Linked DNA regions of Mus musculus: all the other regions are linked to region 1. Evidence: chromatin loops called from intact Hi-C (ENCODE). Cell type or tissue: left cerebral cortex. All regions are shown on one strand. Each heading gives the region's core, and the rest is flanking DNA. Links, peaks and the distances in the headings are about the cores only.

Region 1 (6,950 bases), core at 735-5,734:
GGGAATTGAACTCAGGACCTCTAGAAGAGCAGTCAGTGTTCTTAACCACAGAGCCATCTCTCCAGCCCCAAGTCAGTGCTCTTAACTGCTGAACCATCTCTCCAGCACCTCACTCTGTATTTTTAAAGAGACATTTTAATCATCAGAATATTGTGAAGATTGTAGAGAGAACCTCGTATAAGCAATATCTGTCAATAAAAAAAACAAAACAAAACAAAACCTATGGCCAATGAGCTGAGGCAGGAAATAGGAGATGGGACCCTGGCTGAAAGAGAGGATTCTGGGAAATAAGTAGAGGCACTATGGATTCTCCTGGGAACACAGAGAAGGTCAGAAGCATGTGAGCTAAGCAGAGGTAACCAGCCACATAGGGGATCTCAGGTAGAATAAAGCTCTGCCAGCACTGTCTGGTACAAAGCAGAATGAGGCAGTGTGTTGGAGTTTGCAGCTTCAGCAAAGAGCAATGAGTTGATTTCCTATGCCTGAATCAGAGACACACATAGTAACCTTTCCCTTCAGTGGGGCGGAGAGCACTAAGAGCCACCTCACCGTGGAGAGAGCATCCTGTGAGCATCCATTTTGTGAACATCTGGTCATGGAGTGGACGGTAGAAACACTTGTCTGGTGTGCCCTGAGGTAGGGAGGGAGTGGGGGTTTCAGTGGCTCCCTGTTTTACTGTGGTCACTTCTGATGAAGAGAGGGAAAAAGATGTCTGGGTCAGGAGAGACGGCCCAGGGGTTAAGAGCACAGCTGCTCTTCCAGAGGACCTGAGTTCAGTTCCCAAGCACCTGTGTAGGGTTGTTCAAAATTACCTGTAAGTCCAGTGCAGGGGGGCTGAACATTCTCTTCTGGCCTCCTTGGGAACCTGCAAGTGTGCCTGCATATGTGAGCATACACACTCACACACACTGACACATACATACATGTACACACACACACTCACACACAGACACATACACTCTCTCACACACTGATACATACATACATACAAACTCACACAGAGACATATACACACACATATACATACACTCACAGACTCACACACACAATTTATACACACACATATCACACACACTGACATACACACAGATATACACACATACTCATACAGATCTCATACCCGTACTCTCACACACAGTTATATACACACAGACATATACACACATGCATACACATTGACACACAATTCACATACACTCTCCATAAAATCTTTTAAAACCTAAAAAAGTAGTTGCCTAAAGATACTTGAGGCTTGTTTGTTTCTTTGTTTCTAATGTCTCAGCTCACTTCCTAAGATCTGGGTCTCCTTCAGCTGTTGCTCTGAGCAGAACAACCAGGCTCCACACAGTGAGGGAGGTCTTCCCCTGAGCCGTATTTGTCTCTCTGAGAGGAGGCACAGGCCCATTTTCCTAACTTCAAGTAGCCATTGGGATGAAAAGTTACCTTCCCATAAAGTCAGGGAGAATCCGGGTGGGGCTTCAGAGCGGCAGAAGTACTTGGGATGCTTTGCAAATGGTTGCCACGACGACACAATTACAAAAACCAGCATAGACCACAAACCATGAGCTTTTAAAGAGTTTTCCCATAGTACTTATGAGGATGTAATATCAGAACCCAGCAGCCTTCCCCTCTCACGGATACCCACTGGCACGCCACAGAGGCATTATCTGTGAGTCCCTGGCTAACAGACTTCCTGTTGCTGGGTTCTTTCTCTCACAGGGGTAGTGAGCTTATATCAAAGAGGGCATTGGTAAGCACACTTCCTGCCTCTTCTCCCCAGGCTCCCCCACCCCTCCCTGATTTGAGCTTGGCTGCAGGTTTGTGCGGTGACGCCTCCCCTCCATCTCAGAAAGCCATAGGGAGAGCCTACAAGTCTGCCATGTGTCCACGCCACGCCGTTTGTCTGTCTCTGCTGCTGGGGATGGGACTCTCCTCTCAGGCCCCACCATGTGGTTGCTAATCTCTCTGTCCATGGTGTTGATAACTTCTAATGCATGCCCTAGTCCCTAGTAATCCATCGAAGTGTTCCTCTTGAACCTCCCCTCCCCCATAAAAGCCTTCCTGTGCTCACTGTCCAGATCCCATTCAAGCCATATCCAACCTGTCGAGACTCCCTTAGCTCCAGGCCAGCTATCCAGTCACCAATGCAGTCCCGACACAACACTGTGAACAGTCATCAACCTAGAACACACTAGTTGTTGGCATTTTTCTGAGCATCATCAGTCTTGAGGTTGGAACGTTCCAGAAGGATACAAAACAAACACTGTTGAATATGGAGACTGAAGAACAAGGGAGTCAATTATTATCATTGTTTTTTTTTTTTTTAAAGATTTATTTATTTTATGTAAGTACACTGTAGCTGTCTTCAGACACCCCCAGAAGAGGGCATCAGATCTCATTACAGATGGTTGTGAGCTACCATGTGGTTGCTGGGATTTGAACTCAGGACCTTCGGAAGAGCAGTCAGTGCTCCTAACTACGGAGCCATCTCTCCAGCCTGGGAGTCAACTGTTTGGAAATGTGTGTGTTGTATGTGCCTGTGTACGTGGGTGCAGACGTGGGTGCAGATGTGGGTGCATGTTCCTGTCCCCGTGGAGGCCAGAGAAGTCATCAGGCATCCTGCTCCATCACTCTCTGCTTTATTCCCTGGAGACAGGGAGCCTGGACCAGACTGGCAGCCAGCAAGCCCCAAGCATCCCCTCTGCCCTTGCCAGCAACAGCTCTTGTACAGCCACACCTGGCTTCTATGTGCATTGGGCTCAGATCTTCTTCCGGACTTCACCATCACCTCTGCTCTGTAGCCAGTCTTCCACAATACTGGATGGATTATTTTATCTAGGCTGGGTATTTTGGTGGAGCAGCTGTGTCTATGCTCCACCCTGTGACATTCCAGGCCGGAGACAAATCAGTAAGGTAGACCGGCGACTGGCCAAAAGTCTCCTTCAAAAGTGTCAGTGAATTTTACTCCGGACCCCGTGTGAGTAAAGGAGACTTACTCTCTCTCAGCTAGTCCCTTCACAGGTTCGATGCTGTAGTATCTGAAGCAGCTGAGCCAGTTCCCAGCAAAAACATCCCGGGGCCGATTAGCATTTTAGGTTTGGAGGGGAGTTCAACGGCACGTGTAAACATGTATTGTACCACCCACCCACATTCCCGGACGCCTGTTGCTTCTTTTCCTTACCTTTTGGTTTGAGTGAATGCCCTCTGAGAATCAACCCCAATCTCAGAGGAGCCACGCCCCTCCTCCCCCGCCCCCAGAAGATCATCCCCGCTGGGCTTGTTGTGGGCGGGGAGGGCTCGGGATTCTTGCTCTAGTACCCCGCTGCTCCCTGCGATAGGCAGCCCAGCTTCAACACACATGACCTGGGGGAGGAACTGTGTGTGTGCATATATATGTGTTTGTGTTTGTCTGTGTGCGCGCGCGCCTGGGCTCATGCATATAGGATGGATTAGGGAGGGGAAATCTATATTCCCAGATGCTCTTATCCATGCTGGGTAAAGGCAGTCCAGGTGAGGCCGGTGGAATGGGGAGGAGCACCCACACCCCTGTAGGCACCCCTCACCTATGCTCCGTAAGGAAACCCCAAAGTTTCATTGGTTCCCTGAGTGATCTTTGGTTGAATCATGACAGGGTTTTGAGTCCTTAGGAGAAGAGATAGATGTTGGTTACATCACCACCCACCCCCCCCTCCCCCGACAATTCCTTCCAGTTTGCTTCTAGACGTCTTTACGAAAACCGGTCCTGAGAGGCCAGGGAATGATGCAGAGCAACACCCTAGAGTGCCATTCTCTGTGGCTGCCGCTAGAGGGCACCCTAAACTCAAAAGAGGCTTGGGAAAGGCCGCCGGGACGGGAGTTTTATGGGCTCTTTATCTTGAAATAGCTTTTGAAGAGACGCATTTTCATTTCCCCTCCTTTTGCCGAATCACCGTGATAAGCGATAACGAGAAAATGAGTGTGTTTGGGAAAGAATTTCTAGCTAATACCTTGATTTTGCTTCGGCTTGGCTTAAGAGTCAAGGTTTTCTCCTGCTTAACAATGACAGGATGGCGGAGAATTCCTCGATCCCAGTTTTCTTCCATTCCCACTTCTCTCCCTCACCGCTTGCTCATCCTTTATCCTTTTAATGACTGCTCATGAACCTCTCTCTCCGCCCAAAGTCCCGAGTCCTCTAGGAATCAGAGGTCAACAGGCAGGATGTGAATCCTAGCCCAGAGAGCTTCTTCTATGCCTGGGAAAACCAACACCAAATGATAATTACATAGAGTGTATCTAGCATTCCTTGTATTTATTTACCTATTATTACCTATTGTGTGTGTGTGTGTGTGTGTGTGTGTGTGCGCGCGCATGCGCGTGCCTGTGTCATGGAACTCACAGCAAGACATTCAGGAGTTAATTCTCTCTTTCTACCCTTATGTGGTGTGCTGGTTAAATTTACATGAGCTTGACACAGGGTAGAGTCATCTGAGAAGAGAGAACCCTAATTGAGAAAATTTATCAGATTGGGCTATAGGCAGGCCTGTAGGGCATTTTTAAAATTAATGACTGATGGGGGAGGACCCAGCTCATTCATGGTGGTTGAGGTCATCCCTGGGCTGGTGGTCCCGGGTTCTATAAGAAAGGCTGAGCAAGCCATGGGGGAGCAAGCCAATAAGCAGCACCCCTCCATGGCCTCTGCATCAGCTCCTGCCTCCAGGTTCCTGCCCTGTTTGAGTTCTTGTCATGACTTTGTCCAGTGATGAACATCGATGTGGAAGTGTAGGCCAAGTTAACCCTTTCCTCCCCAAGCTGCTTTGGTCATGGTGTTTTATCACAGCAGTAGTGACCCTAACTGATACAGAGGTTATACCAGGATAGTGAGTGTCTTGGTCAGGGTTTCTATTCCTGCACAAACATCATGACCAAGAAGCAAGTTGGGGAGGAAAGGGTTTATTCAGCTTACACTTCCATACTGCTGTTCATCACCAAGGATGTCAGGACTGGGACTCAAGCAGGGCAGGAAGCAGGAACTGATGCAGAGGCCATGGAGGGATGTTACTTACTGGCTTGCTTCCTCTGGCTTGCTCAGCCTGCTTTCTTATAGAACCCAGGACCACCAGCCTAGGGATGGCACCACCCACAATGGGCCTTCCCCACCCTTGATCACTAATTGAGAAAATGTCTTACAGCTGGATCTCCTGGAGGCATTTCCTCACCTGAAGCTCCTTTCTCTGTGATAATGCCAGCTTTGGTCAAGTTGATATACAAAACCAGCCAGTACAGTGAGGCATTTCTGTGACAGGCCTGGCCACTTTTGGGGGGAAGATTGTGAAAGGACTTTGGAACTTTGGGCTAGAAAAACCACTGAGTGTTGAGAGCTCTGTGTGATGTCCTGCGGGATCCTGGAAGATAAGAATGCTGAAAACAGTGCAGATGAGGCCTGGCTTGTGAAGTTTCTGGGGGGAGTTTAAAGACTCTGTCGGGGCTGCTTGATATTTTGAATTGAGAAAGTGTGGTTCTGGTTAGCTGGGGTTGAAGGTCCACCTGTGATTAACAAGGTACCAGCACCTTTGAAGTGAAAACTTTAGGTTCCTGGGGCAACTGATGCTGATCAGCTACAGCTGAGAGATTGGCGGTGGTCAGGAAGAGACCAGCCTTGCTGAGGTGCAGTCTTCTGCAGAGGGTTTCCTCAGGGTCGGCACCCAGAAGCTGTGTTCCAGAGGTGGCCCAGGTTGTAGCTCACACTGGCAGCAGAACTTGAGAAGAGTCACCCAGGTGGTCCTGGTTTTGAAGGCATGACGGGGTCATGGAGAGCAACTGAGGCTTGGCACTGTGTGGCAGGCCTGGGGACCCTGAAGAGAGCCCAGGAGAGGCTGTTGGTGGGGGTGCAGCCCATTTACAGAAGACCCCAGGATTTTGGAGATGCCGGTACCATGGGACAGCTATCAAGAGCAGAGGTATGTGTGGAGGATGCAGCTGACATAAACCTAAAAGACAAGCCGAGTGTGCTGTAGACCGCAGAGCTGGAGAAGTAACTCAGACGCCCCTGAGAGGAGTCTAAAGGACAGTGAGTGGATCCCAGATAATTGGATACTGAGTTCTTTACACTTTTGGAGTTTGGTTTTTGCATTGTTTGGATTGGGACTGCGCCGTCATTCTTACATCATGAGCTCTTGATGTAAAAAAAGCATTTAGCTTATTTTTGATGTTATAGGAGTCCCCGCAGTTGAAGGACTTTTAACTTTTAAAAGAAGTTTTGGATTTTACAAGAGACTCTAGATTCTTAAGAGACTGAACTTTTAAAATGTTTGGATTGGTAAAGACTTGTGGGACTTCTACATTTGTGATATGTTTGATCTTTATGATATTTTAAAATATGAGGTCTTGGGGATTACACAACTTCTCTCTCTGAAAAAAAAGGGGGGGGGGAGATTTTGTCTTTAGAAGTGCCACATGAGCCAGGCGTGGTGGCGCATGCCTTTAATCCCAGCACTGGAGGCAGAGACAGGTGTATTTCTGAGCTCAAGGCCAGCCTGGTCTACAAAGTGAGTTCCAGGACAGCCAGGGCTATAAAGAGAAACCCTGTCTCGAAAACCCAAAAAAAAAAAAAAAAAAAAAAAAAAAAAAGTGCCATGTGTCAAGTTGTCAAGGGGATCAACTGTGCTGGCTAGTTCTATGTCAACTTGACCCAAGCTGTGAAAGAGTAGTAAACTCAATCCTCCAAGGTATCCTAATCATAAAACAGATAGTGACATTCCTTCCTCCACCCACCCGCTTCCTGGGTTCAAAGAGTGTTCATTCAAAGAAAGTCACCCTGACCCACCCTGACCATTGCTGGAACCCACTATGCAAAGGTGCTATTGCTAGGGGCTCTTAGAAACTGTCTTGAGAGATAACCTGACACTTGTGACTTTGTACTTCCTTGTGACTCTTAACTGGTATTTTTGGTATTTTCCAACAACGCCCTTCCC
Region 2 (6,950 bases), core at 860-5,859, 1.1 Mb after region 1:
AGGAAGCTCGTAGAAAGTCAAGCCGCTGACCGCCGGCGGATCACGAAGAGCCCACGCTGCAGCTGGCCCACGTAGATCCGCATCTTGGTGCTGTCGCTGGTCTTCCTCACCCAGATCTATGGGGACAAGACCAGAGAGGGTGAGTGATACGGACTCCGCACGGCGTGGGTGTGGCCGTGTCGTGTGGAGGGCCGCTGTGGAGCACCCACACCTCTAATAGCGCCAGCTCCACTTCTGCCTCAGCCATCAGGACTCTGGACTTGGTGATGGTATTTTTCAACCCCCAAAATATATGCAATCTGGAGCAAGAGTTTTTCAAAGCAATTTAAAAATATTTCCCTTGCCCCAAGGAAATTCCCTCACTTAACCTTCAGCCCCAGTGGGGGTGTTCTATGAGCTACTTCACCCACAACAGTCCTGTGGGGGGCACTTCAGGTGCTCCACTCACAGTACCTCTCCTCCCTAGCTTTCCATGGCTTGAGAAATTAAATGGCCTAAGGCAAGGTTTGCAGCAAGCCTGCCCTCACAGGGCTCTGCAGAGAGGGCTCCCCTCCCCTTCTCAGGCGTCAGGCTGTCTGTTTACTCCCAGTCTCCCCTCATTTCTAGTGTGAGTAATGAGTGCCCAAAAAGAGTAAGCAGAGTGTAGCTTAAACTAGAACAGGCTGAAGACCCAGCATGAGGCTAAGCCTCCTACTAGACTGTTTAAATAGAAAACTGACCCTAAGGGGGTCACCCACCCACTGGCCCACCAGCCAAACGTGCTCACAAAGGCCAAGCAGCTCCAGAGTATGCGGCAATGGGTCTGAACATGGGCTGGGACACTCCCAAGGACTGAGGCTGCCCCTCATCACCAGGCACAGAACTGTGACTCTGAGGCATGGTCCCTTTGGGAGCCCTTGGCACCACACTGGGTCACTGGACTACACTGGCATTCTGTGACAGAATGTGAAGGTCTTCATTAGGTCCCAGAGATGCCTGTGTGCTCCACAGAGCAGCCCACCATGCAATTGCAAGCCTTCTTGGCTAGGGAGCACCATGTCTTGGTGGGGAGCACCATGTCTTTCTGGTGGACTCCCGGCACGCCTCTGGCTTAGAGGCGACTCTCACAAGCAGCCTAGGAAACAATGAACGGCTGGCTCTCCTTCATCTGAGGCTATCTCCAACTTCCAAGCAAACTATCATTTTGCAAACTGGCCACATTTGAGAGCATTTTTGATTTCAGAAGCTGAGAGAATTCTGGGGGCTTAAGTTATTTCATAATCCAGTTTCATTAGATTTACCGTGCACTAACAGAGGAGAGACGCATAAAAATCAATTCCTCTGCAGACATTTGTGACTGATAAAAGATCAAGCCAATGCGGCTATGAAAGTTTCAGACTTTTTAAAACTTATAATTGTATGGGTGCGACACTGCTGACATCTCCTCTTGAAGGGCCAGCAGGAGCCCTAGGGCAGTCCCTAAGGTAGCACACGAGCCGCTCCAAGTGCAGAGAGGATGCCTGCCTGGCAGCTCAGTCCTGTCAGACTAGAAGAACAGCCAGGAGTGGCAGGCCAGCAACACCAGCACCCAGTTACTGAGCATGCCCTGGGCCTGGGCCTCATGCCCAGTGACCCACTGTCCTCACAGACAAGTATGTTGGGATGTAGGAAGGTGGAGTAAGCTCCAGACAAACGCCACTGTCAGCCTGCAGCCACTAGAGGACACCAGAGTGCTCACTCGCAGTTTGCTCGCTCCAGCTCAGTGACTCTCAAATCTGTAACTGCACAAGAGTGCACCATGGCCCATACAGAACTGCAGGACCCGGCTCAGGCAGGCAGAGAGGCTCAAGGGTACTGCTGACGGTTTCCCCACATAGTGCTGACACCCCATCCCCCACCCCAGGAGACAGGATCGCACTGCACTTCCCGGTCAGGCTTTTTATCAAGTCTGTTATACTTTCAACACTTCTCAGAGCCATTTGCTCTCGTGCTCGGGGAAGAGATCGGACGCCTACCTCGTTGGCTCCCACTGAGCTGATCACACAGCTCAGCTTCTGGTTGTCCTTAGATTCCAGGTAGATGGCCTGGCTCTTGTGGTACCTGCCAAAACCAGGACACAAACAAAATATCAGGACGGAGGGAGGGGCAGGAAAACAAACACCACAGTGACAGAAACCATCACTTCAACAGTCACAGCAACACACAACCGAGGAAGAGCACGGGCTTCAGAAGGAGACAGACAGACAGGCAGACAGGCAGGCTTCCACCCTGACACTGGGTGTCAATCATTTTCTCCCTTGTTTGAGACAGGGTCTCTCACTTAACCTACAACTCTGATCCTGCTAGACTGCTGGCAGGTGAGCCCCAGGGAGCCTCGGCCGCAGCTTCCCCATCACCACAATGATGGTGCATGTGCCACCATGCCCGGCCTTTTACTCGGTGCTGGGGATGCAAACCCAGGTCCTCACGCTCACACTTCCTGACCGCACATCTTCCCGGCTTCAATAAGCGCGTGTCTTTACGCAGAAAGGTAGAGAAAGCTCCCTTCTGAGCAGGGCATTGGACACAATACAGACAGGGAACACAGAACCACAAGGGAGGGCCAAAGGAGGGAAAAGTCCCACAGAGCGGGAAAAATCAACTCAATTCTACGTACTATCAAAAATCCTAATGTTATCATAATAAAATTAACTTCATTTTCCAAAACCTGACCCACTCCACAGCTCTAGAGTCTCAAGGGACCCCACTGCCACTGGAAACAGGCCCTGTAGTCAGGTGACAGCAAGAAGGCACAACCTAGTCAGCAAGGAGAGGCTTTGTCTCTGGTCACATTTGCAACTTCAGATTTAAGGCAGGGCAAGGAGAGGAGAGGGAGAGAGGGGGAGAGAGGAAGAAAGAGAGAAAATGCGTGCGCACGCACGCATACATACACACACACACTGTACTGCCTTTAGCTAGCTATTTTAAAATCCCAGTTCTCTCCAGAGTGTCTTCTGTGAGGGGTCATTAGTCTACATCAAAGCATAAGGCACACTGACAGCGCAAACTAAATGACACGGAAAGCAGGGATGGAGGCGAAGGTGGGATGCAGTCAGATCACGCCAAGATGGAGCCCTAACCCGCACGGTCCTGGGGCCGTCATTAAAGCCCCGAGGAAAGACACTTTGTGCCTCTAGAGGAGACATCAGGACTCAGAAGCTCCGTCAGCCAAGGCTGTGTCTGTGGAAGGGAGGACAGAGGAACCCTCAAGGGACAAAGGGACAGCAGCAGAGAGCGGGGCCTGATGGGGACAGGCTGGTTCTAGGCAGGGGAGGCCTCCAGACAGGGCTTCCCAAGCCCCCTGCAGTAAGAACGGGGCAGGGCAGGCCCAGCTGTCAACTCCATAGGACTGACTCTGGAGTCAAAGGGAAATCACTAGACCAGGAAAGAAATCGACATCCTGGAATGTGGGTAGCAGCACAAAAAAAAACCTTCAAATTTCAACGAAGAGGCGAATGTCTGGGAGACACCATCTTTCGGACCTTTTCTGCTTATGCAAGGAACCTGGTGAGTTCTGACACTTCAAACCAGAAGCCCGTGCTGAGAGGGCCGCATGCCAGTGGTTACAGGTTTCTCTTTTTTAAAAAAAGGGAGGGAGAGAGGAAGGAAAAGGAAGAGGAAGAGGAAGAGGAATAGGAAAAGGAAAAGGAAAGGAAAATTTTACTACATTTTCCTTCTCAAGACATTTCATAATTTAGGAACAAGTCCAGGAAGACGGAGAGTGGAGGCCACAGTTACGAAATGAACGCCACCTGAAATATCACACTGGCTGGAAAACTCACAGATCCATAGAACCATTAGCCATAAATCTCGCCGTTCCCAAAGGCCATTCTTACATGTGGGCCTGATCTTTAAAGGTTATTTGGTTTTCATTATTACAAACATTAAAAAAAAAAAAAAATTCTCACTTTGCCTCTAGTGTTAGGCAGCTAGGGGCTGCCACCTAGTGGTGCCAGTAACAAACAACAAGCAAGGCCAAGACAGGAACACCCATTGACCCACAGGAAGACCAGAAAAGAGCCACCAGTCACTGCAGCAGGCTGACAGACACTAAAACAGGTTCAGGCCCGACTTGATCTCTATGCTTCCAATGGAACAGTCTGCATGGAAGGATCCACATCCCAGATTTGGCCAACAGGGAAAAAATATCTGTATTAACATAAGCCTCAGAAAATAAGCCTCATGTGTCAAAGTGACATCAATACTGGGATTAAAATTATTAATCTATTAACTATTAACAGATTAACTATTAAACAGAGCATATTTACACAACATCTGTACCGCAGTTGATATAAGAAAGATGGAGTGTGGGGTGGGGGGAGGACAAGCCACGGCAATTGTGGAGGCCAGAGGGGCAGCTTGCTCCGGCCCCAGCCCCTCTGCAGTCCCAGGATTCGTTTTTATGTGCACGCTGCAGTTTGATGCCGAGAACTGAGCACTATGGTTTTGGCCCTGAGGTGCTGGGTTCCAGCATGGACAGTGAGAGTCGACTAGACATGCCAGGTAACGTGTGACTGCCACCAATTCGCAGGGCCACCGCCTGTCGTCAGCTTCTGGCTAAATGAAAACACTAAGACAGGAGCTATCACAAGGCTGTTGTAAACAGTAACGACAGAAGCTCTCTACTGACCCACACCCCTTCCACACAGCCAAGAGAAAGTCAGGGCATAGCCATGTCCACGTACGGTGCCTGCCTGCCCAAGACATTGAACAGTGTTGGACTGGGATGTCTAACCGTGTTTGTTGAATGGATAAAAGTATGAGCTTCCAATCAGTCCCAGGCAACCAGGACGGCTCATCTAAGTGTTTTAGGATATAATCTCCCAACCACACTTCCTAGAATACCTTGAAAGTGACAAGAACGTCTGAGAAAAGGGTCAAGTGAAAAGCATCTACCCTGAGACCCTGCAGCGTTGAGAAGAGCGCCCACCAGGCTCAGGTAGCAGAGCCTCCTCCAGCCTGGTTAGAGCACAAAATCCTCCTCTCCTGTCACCTTTAACACAGAGGAGGGGGTGGAGGAGGACATATATCCTGTCATGGTTAGATGGGGACAGCCTGAAACCCTAGTGTGGAGATGGCAACAAGGTACAGAAAGACCCAGGGGACACATGTGGAGAAACACTGCTCTGTGACCTCAGAGGCAAGCAGCTACCAGCTGCACTCAGTATTCAAGACTCCGAGTCTGGGCCACAGTCCCAGCACCAGCAAAAGAAATTAAACTAACATACAGAGAGGTAAGCTGAGAAAACACCGAGACATCATAGGCTCGCCCGGCCCCAACCCTCCAGACCGCTCTTCAGAGGCCACTGTGAGCAGTCCACCCGCCCCACAACTTACCATCTCTTATCATAGTACAGTTTGCCATCTTCTATCCGAGCCTCAAACCTCTGGGCTGGAGACTCTGCAGGTGTGGCAGGCAAGTGTTCAGGAGAGGATGGGGAAGCTGGAGGAATTAGAGATGCCAAGACGGCAAGCAGACAAGTGAGCCTGGGCCTGAGCAAGGGGCCCAGCAATGCCACGCAGGGACTGATGCACCGGTGCGGCCACAATCCCGACCGCCAAGTCCTTGAGGTGTATATGGAAGCAAAGTCACTGTGCTGCCTGGGTTGGGTGCAGTGGCTAGCCACAGGGGCCTCTGGCTATTCACAGGGCCAGTGGCTATTCACAGGGCCAGTGGCTATTCACAGGGCCAGTGGCTATTCACAGGGGCCTCTGGCTATTCACAGGGCCAGTGGCTATTCACAGGGGCCTCTGGCTATTCACAGGGCCAGTGGCTATTCACAGGGGCCATTGGTGCTGACTGCATCCACATTTACAATGTGGTGACCCCTCATTGCCAGAGCACCACACTAACTGTTGATGTGGATACCAAATCAGCACAGCTCACTGAAAACCTCTTGCACGTGTCAAGGGTGTACATACGCCTTGTCTCCTAACGAGGACGAGGACAGCCTGGGCCTCCCTAGGACCCGAGCACCACAGACAGCTACATACGCCTTGTCTCCTAACGAGGACGAGGACAGCCTGGGCCTCCCTAGGACCCGAGCACCACAGTCAGCACTGCAGGGTCTGAGCTCCAGACAAAGTTCCCCATGGTTGCATGACTGGAACTGAAAACGGTCCTGAACCTAAGGCCCACCCGACACCCACTCAGAAGGGAACCCTTCAAGAGCCAATCAAAGGTCTCCTCTATAGTAAGTCCTAAGGAAAAGACAAACAGCACAGCTGGCTTTAAAGAAACAACACGGGAGAGACATGTTTATGATTCCTGCCCTTTTCACGACTCAGCATAATTCACTCCTGGAAACCCCACCTCCACTTTTCCAATGACAGGGTACAAAGACTGGCAGTGTCATCGGGCACTCACCTGGTCTCTTGGGTGACTTAAGCTGTAGGAAGAATAACAACAAGAAAGTCTCAGAGAAAATCATCTTAGAAGCAACATAAAGCATCAGAGATGTCATGGTGACTTTAGCAGGTGACAGGAACTTACGTCACAAAACACGTGAGCCTTTCAAGTACAGCAAAAGCGTCCCACCCTACCTTGTTCAGCGTCCTCAGGTCCTCCATGATCTGCTCGTCTGTTAGCAAGTAGTTCAGCTGAGGTGCCGAGAGTTAAAGAACTCGTGGGAAATGCATGGCTTCCAAGGAGACAGAGGCACCCAGGGACCCCAGTGCTTTGGGACTGGGGAGGCCTGGGCTACAGAAAGGCTGTTTTCAAGGTAAGACCTTGCCTCTTTAAAAAACTGACTCTCATGCTAAAAGTCACCAGGCACAGACGAGAACTCCACGCACCCCTCGTACACACTGCTCTGAGGGGAAGAGATGCTGCTACTCAACAGATGTCGCAGGGGTGGGAACACAGCACAGCAAGGTGACAATCTCATCTAAGGGAGAAAAACACTGCTACTCCCAAGTTTGAAGCTTTCCAG
Region 3 (6,950 bases), core at 1,378-6,377, 81 kb after region 1:
TCTGTTGCTGTGACAAACCACCTGGGGCCATCAAAGTTAAAGGAGGGAAGGTTTGTCTTTGGTCACCGTTTAAAAGGCCTCAGTCTGGCGTCACTTGATTCTGTTGTCTCTAGATGTGTGATGATGCGGTGGGGTGCACATATCAGCTGACCTCATGACAGATAGGGCAGAGGGATGGAGAGAAAGGGGCGGGGCACCAATATATCATTTCAACACATACCTCATTGATTATATCATCCAACGAGGCTTCGCGTAGAGTTTCACCACCATCTGGCAATGAAGGGCTCTCTGAACCTTTTGGGGAACATTCTAGATCTAAGCTATAACACAGGGAAAGGTGTTTCCCAAATGAATGGTAGCTCTCTCTATTCCCCCTGCTTGTATGGAGACTATCTTGGGCTACCTTTCCCGCAAGTCTCACAAGTCTCTCAAGTCTCGCGGGAGCTGACACTTCAGCAGCTTGGCTTCCAGAGCCCCACAAATCCTCTCAACACTGAGCGGCTATTGGGACTGGGGCTTGCCAAAATCTTCAGAGGTCCCCAAAGAGCCCTTACATTTTCCATCAATAAACAGCCCCGCTGGGTGCCTTGCCCAGAAGTCTGTTAAACTTGCCTCTTCTCTTGGCCACGGGTTGCCTCATTGAGAAGGATGCGCTCCTGGTTTCTCATGGTCCCTTTCGCTGATTTGCGATCTGAAGCCTTTGGCGGTCAGGGGAAGTGGTGGACAGTGGGGTCAAGAGAGGCGATGGGCCGTGGGTTTTGTTTTGAGTGTATTTTTACAAACTCCCGCTGATGCTCTTCCTTCTATCCAGTGGCAAGCTAGGATTGGATGATCCCTTCCTGCTCTGTACTGGTGAGTTTGAGACAAGGCGGCCAGGGAAGCTTTTAAAGATGCTATTGTTGTTATATATATTACTATTAGTGTGTGTGTGTGTGTGTGTGTGTGTGTGTGTGTGTGTTCATGTATGTGTGTGCAGGCACCAGAAGACAATCTCCAATATAGTTCTTCAGGGTCCGTTCAACTTTTTGAGAGAGTCTTTCTCTGGTCTGGAACTTAAGGAATAGCCTAGAGCTCTGCCTCTGCCTCCCCAGCGTCGGGGTTATGGACATGTGTTACCGTGTCTAGTTCTAAGTGTTCTAAGTCCAACCCAGACTCTCCTGCTTGCAAGGCAAATGTCTTACAGACAGAGCCATCTCCAGCTCCCGTAGCATTTTCTTTTAAAAGAGATGGATGTAATGGACGGTACTCACTAAGGGTGACCACGCCCTTAGTTGCAGTCCTTTCTGGGAAAAGTAGCCAAATGCCCCTTACTTTTCTCTCTTTTGAGACCAGTGCATTAGAGGGCTGGCTGATTTACACCTGTAATATTACCAGAGAGAAAGACACTTAGCATAACACCAAATACTTAGCAATGCTCAAGATCATAAGCTATTTTTAATTATTATTTATGTTTTAGGCTTAACCTTTAGCCCGAGTAGCCAAACTACACCTCATGATCTAAATCTGGTCCTCACCTGTTTTTCTATGATCCGGGTGAACCAAGAATTGTTTTTGAATTTTTAAGTAGCCCTGGAAATGTATGAAATGCAAATGTTAAATCAGGCTCTACTGGAATACACAATGCCTGTTCTTTTGTGCTTTGTCCATGATTTATTATTATTATTATTATGATGCACTAAAATGATTGAGTCAAGGGGCTGCGACAGAGATAAAATGACTTGCAAACTCTCAATTGTGTATCTGGCTCCTTATAGAAAGAACTTGCCAAAACGCTCGTTAGACTTTTCCATCCGTCGAATCCCACCAGTATCATGAGTATTTGTTGTGTCTGTGAGTTTTAAATCACGTCTGTCTTAATTTTTTTTAAAGATTCTTTTAGTTTTATTCTATGAGTATGTATCTTATCTGCATGTCTGTCTGTCTCTGCACCATGCACATGCAGGACCCTTGGAAGACAGGAGAGTCCTGTACTCCCCTGGAACTGGAGTTAGAGACGGTGATGAGCCATTATGTGGATGCTGGGAATCAAACCCAGGTCCTCTGCAAGAGCAGCCAGTGCTCTTATCCACTGAGCCATCTCTCCCTTACCCAGATCATGTCTGTTGTGTTCACCATTGCTTTTCTGGTTCTGGATACAGACCTTTGATAGTTGCTGCTTTCTGTCACGTTCCTCCCTTTTGACCAGGTGTCTGGGACTCTTCATTGTGCCTGCAATGACTGGATTACCACTGTGTGAGAGCTTTTCCAAGATTTCCAGTCTTCAACCAGGTCATCCTCAGGTGGTTGGGGCCAGGGGTGGGGGTGTCCATGAGGACTTCTTTGGGGCTCCTGTTCATAAGTATTTAACCATCCAGCCATCCACTGAAAGCCCGATGGTGAATATGTGAACATATTTGGAAAGTATACATTCTTAATTTTATACTTCACATATGTCAGAATTTATATGTCACACTTATTGGTCATCCTGAAGCAGGGACCTTCTTCTCCTACCTCTATGCTGTAGGACTAACCACTTCCCCTGTCTTTGAATCCCTCTCCTCCCTTCATAGTCCATTTGTTCCAGAGAGAGGAGAATCCTTTGTACCTAGTCACACAGTCTCCCATCCAAGTACTAACCAGGGCTGATTCTGCTTAGTTTCTGGGATGAGACAAGACTGAGTGTGTTTAGGGTGGGATGGCTGTAGATATAAGAGCTATGTTGTTTCTTCAGTTGTTTCTTTGTTTTCTTTCCTCTGTGTATATGAGTGTATGTGTGTATATGTGTATATGTATTTGTGTATGTGTGTGTATATGTGTGTATGTGGGTGTGTGTATATCTGTGTGTATGTAAGTTTGTGTGTACAAGTGTGTGTGTGCCTGCAGGGTCCAGAAGAGGGCATCCAATACCCTCGAGCTGGAGTTACAGGTGGCTATGAATTGCCTGACACAGGTGTTGGGAGCCAACCCTTGGAGAGCAGTAGGTGCTATTTACCTGTGTGACACCTCCCAGCCTTAGAAGTATCCTCTAGTGACCCACACTTCTGCTCTCGGTGGAAGCTTTTCCGGACTGGCAGTTTCTCCCCTTTTGCTCAATTCAAAGCCTTCTAAAAATGGCTCTCCCAGAACCAAATACAGCTCCTCCCCTCCTTCCTCCTCAGATCCCCTGTAAGGAACCCAACCTTCATCCAGGGAGCACCTGAGCCGTGCTCTGTTGGATCAAAAATCTGTTTGCACCCCTGGTGAGCATTTATTTGCACCCCCATGATGAGAATTTATTTGCAACTCCTCCTTCAGCCTAAAAGGTGGGATGAAATATCAGAGCCCAGTTTTATATCACAAAACAATTCATGACAGACACCTACATATCATCTGGCTTTTATCTGTACCCACCCATTATATGGCTTAATAACCTGTATGATTTTATGTATTATAGACTCATTCACATACTTTTCTCCACATAGCTCATCATGAAGCAAAATGTATTTACTATATAGTCAATTATGTGCTAGCTCACGGCAGGATCTTGAATGATTTAAAATCATTGGTACTTTTTGCCTGAGTAGCCTCATAGGGATTCCGGCTCCAGGGTGATTCATCTTTGGTTTAGTAATGCCGGGCTTAAGAGCTCGGTGCTAATGCCCAGATTGCAGATGGGTTTCTGAGTACGCTACTTGGCTTCATCCTGCTTTGCTATAGCCACAGCCTGGCATCCTTCTCTGGCATTAGCCACCTGTGATGTTTGAAGATAAGGCCCACAGTTCCCAGGACTGGGGCAAGGAGGAAATGAAGGTGGAGGACCACCGTAGATACTGATCGATGACTTCTCTCTGGAGAAGTCTCCCAGATGCAGCTGGAGGGGTGGGCAGGTTATTCTGGGAGCTTGAGTCTATGCGGGTGTCAGCAAGCTCTTCTGGCATGGAGACACAGTGAGCTGGAGGACGGTGGCCTTGGGAGGCCTCACTGAGGGAGAGCAGCGCTTTGAGTTTTTACTAGTGGTTTCTGATGGTGTCCTGTGGCCTTGAGGCTTTCCAGGGGACAGAAGGAACGACCAAAAATCCCATTAGTGTTGGTGGAGGTAGTGGTGATGGTGGTGGCATGAATCACCCTTTGTCTCTCTTCTTTGGTATTTTTTTCTTGTGACAAAACTCATAGATACGTGTGCACACTTAAGGTTATAGGTAAGGAACCAGGTGGTGGCGGTGGCAGTGAGGCATGCCTTTAATCCCAGCATTCAGGAGGATGGGTCAGGCAGGCCTCTGTGAATTTGCGGCCAGCCTGGTCTAGAGAGGGGGGGGGGGGTTCCAGGACGGCCAGGGCTACATAGGGAAACCCTATCTTGGAAAAAAAAAAGCAAAATCCTATGTTGGGCTGTTGTCGGTCGGTCTGTCTGTCTGTCTGTCTGTCTGTCTACCTGTCTAGACGGGTCGATAAGGAAACAAACAGTTCTGCCTTCCCAGTGAGACAGAGCCATCAGACAGCATCTATGAAATGTTTCCTGCTTGGTGTTGGGTCCTGGGAACGTGAGGGGGGTGTTGACGGGGGCATGGGGGGGGGGAAGGTGGAAAATTCAGCACAGATCTTCCTCCTGGCTTCGATGACTGGATCAGATGAGTCAGGTGCTCTCAGGTGATGTCATTGATGGTAGAGAAAATGAAATGGATCACAGGAGGAACAATAGGAACTAGCAACCAGTACCCCCAGAGACCCCTGGGAATACACCACCAACCGAAGAAAACACACAGCGGGACTCATGGCTCCAGCTGCGTATGTAGCAGAGGATGGCCTATTTAGTCATCAATGGGAGAAGAGTCCCTTGGTCCTGTGAAGGTTCTATGACCCAGTCTAGGGGAATGCCAGGGCCAGGAAGGGGGAGTGGGTGGGTTGGTAAGCAGGAGGAAGGTGGGAGAGGATAGGGGATTTTCAGAGGGTAAACCAGGAAAGGAGATAACATTTGAAATGTAAATAAAATATCTATCTATCTATCTACAAAACAACAAAAACAAAAACAAAATGAAACGGAGCTTCTGAGTGACTCAGTGGGAGGTGGGCGTGGCGAGATGCAGCCATTTCTCCTGTTTCCGGTAGGCAGTTTTCAAGGTCCCCTTCTCGTCCAGGTGGTCCCCTTCCCACTTGGATGTAATTGTAATTTTTGTTGTTGTTGTTTTTTCCCCACTTGCTGTAGTGTGAGCCGCTTTCCGTCTTGTGGAGAAAACACTTTCGTAACCGAGCTATCTCCCCGGCCCACTTTTTTTGTTTGAAGCAGCATCTCAGCTAGCTCAGGCTGGCCTTAAACTCACTAGGTAGCTAAGGGTGGTTTTGAGGTTTTGATCCTTCTGCCTCTGCTTCCTGAGTGCTGGAGTTGGAGATGTCATCTGTCACAGGCGTCTCATAGCTAACTCCAGCCGTGTGCAACGGAGCGCCAGGCTTTCCTGTCTCCATCTTGCCTGCAGGTTGTGTTTATTAGCCGAAGTCTTCTCCTGCCTCCCCTCTCTGCTCACTGCCCAGCTGCTGAAAACCGCCGTTCTTCCTTGAGCTTCTCTGATGGTATTTCTAGGGTCCGTCGATGATCAGGATCAAGCAGGTTTTGTCTTTCTGTGCCTTGGCTCATGCGTGTTCCTGACACGCCAGGATTACAACCCTTTACAGACAGATCATATTCCACTAGGTATCACCTCTTCTTGAGCTATTTGTCTGTTGAGGGACACAGGTTGATGTCATATCTCAGCTACCGGTGAACCACACCGCTGTAAGCATGAAGCCGCAGATGTGGCTTTGACATGCAGATGGTGTTTCATTTGGATGTGTCTCGGGCGATGTGATTGGTGGAAGCAAAAGGTCAGCTTATGTCTAGATGACGCGGCGCCAATATGACTATGCACCGAGTCTGCTAAAACATGGGGGGCACCAGACGTCTGGAGAGCCATAGCGAGACCCTGAAGGCTAGCACCAGATGTCCAGGGAGCCCCAGAGCAGTGAGTGATGAGTTTGTTAGATAGCTGTTTCTGCCCCAATTCCACTGTTGTCTGGGTTTTATATAATATGGTCCTGAGGTAGGAGGTGGGTGGGTGGGTGTGCAACCTTTACAGCTTGTGTATTGCACACACACACACACACACACACACACACACACACACACACACACGAGGCCCAGCATCTACCTGGTTACCTATGTGTCAGCCTCCCTGTCAGCCTATGTCAGTGAGTAAATCATGTTCTAACTGCCTGTGTCTCCTTTTCTACATTCTGGCTCCCACCACTGTCCTTTTCTGGTCTTAAGAGTTTGTACTTAATATGCATGACACTTTTTAAAAGTATTTATTTATTTATTTATTATATGTAAGTACATTGTAGTTGTCTTCAGACACCCCTGAAGAGGGCATTAGATCTCATTACAGATGGTTGTGAGCCACCATGTGATTGCTGGGATTTGAACTCAGGACCTTTGGAAGAGCAGTAAGTGCTTTTAACCGCTGAGCCATCTCTCTAGCCCGATTTTTGGTTTCTTGAGGAGTGTCCACGCTGTTTTCTGAAGCGGCTTATACTAGTTTACATCCTGACTTTGCAGGATCTATGTTTTCTTGCTCATTCCTACATTGGCATGCATGTATACATGTATATGTGTATGTGTGTATGTGTATATGTATATATGTGTATCAGTCATTTTGATTAGGACAACCCAGTAGCTTGATGATAAAACCCTTCCTGAGTCAATGTTCATATAGCCTAAGAAGGGATGGGTTTGCTTCTGTCAGCAGAGTTGGAAGAAGGGCCATTTATGTGTCTTTTTTGCTTGATGTCCCTGTCAGACCCTTACGTATATGTTTGGTTGGTGACAGTTGGGTTCTGGAGGTCCCTCCTCATTTTCAGTCACTTCCCATTGAGCATCTCCACCTCGGGGTCTGAGATATGGCTGGGTTTGTCCCTTTGGCCACCTTCCCACTGCTCCAGCTGCCAGGCGCTCAGCGGTGCCT

Evidence for each region. Hi-C counts contacts between places; a loop is a spot of excess contacts. Peaks named below come from ENCODE experiments on the same cell type or tissue, not always from the same donor. Only the 100,000 strongest peaks of a DNase experiment are listed, where the experiment ranks them.
Region 2: a loop joins it to region 1, with 4 times the contacts of the local background. A loop is called at or near these places in 8 of 42 quality-filtered maps.
Region 3: it touches region 1 in a loop (3-fold over the local background); 12 of 42 quality-filtered maps call a loop at or near these places.

The regions. Positions count from the first base shown.
Region 1 is chr5:116,027,535-116,034,484 of GRCm38, forward strand. Gm13842 (predicted gene 13842) reads right to left here and starts at 1,707. Exons shown (of 2, transcript NR_165276.1): 1 at 1,444-1,707. In left cerebral cortex, for the core only: a CTCF peak has its summit at 3,812 (motif pointing right); a DNase peak (open chromatin) is centred at 3,829.
Region 2 is chr5:117,092,916-117,099,865 of GRCm38, forward strand. It overlaps Suds3 (suppressor of defective silencing 3 homolog (S. cerevisiae)), which reads right to left. Exons shown (of 12, transcript NM_178622.5): 8 at 6,562-6,623; 9 at 6,386-6,407; 10 at 5,356-5,461; 11 at 1,995-2,079; 12 at 1-116. The coding sequence ends at 18. Among named protein-coding and RNA genes, the nearest start is that of Suds3, 20 kb to the right of the region's middle. In left cerebral cortex, for the core only: CTCF peaks have their summits at 1,701 (motif pointing right) and 3,962 (motif pointing left); DNase peaks (open chromatin) are centred at 1,710 and 3,967.
Region 3 is chr5:116,108,310-116,115,259 of GRCm38, forward strand. No RefSeq gene overlaps it. Among named protein-coding and RNA genes, the nearest start is that of C330018A13Rik, 12 kb to the right of the region's middle. In left cerebral cortex, for the core only: no CTCF peak of the experiment used is centred there; a DNase peak (open chromatin) is centred at 3,575.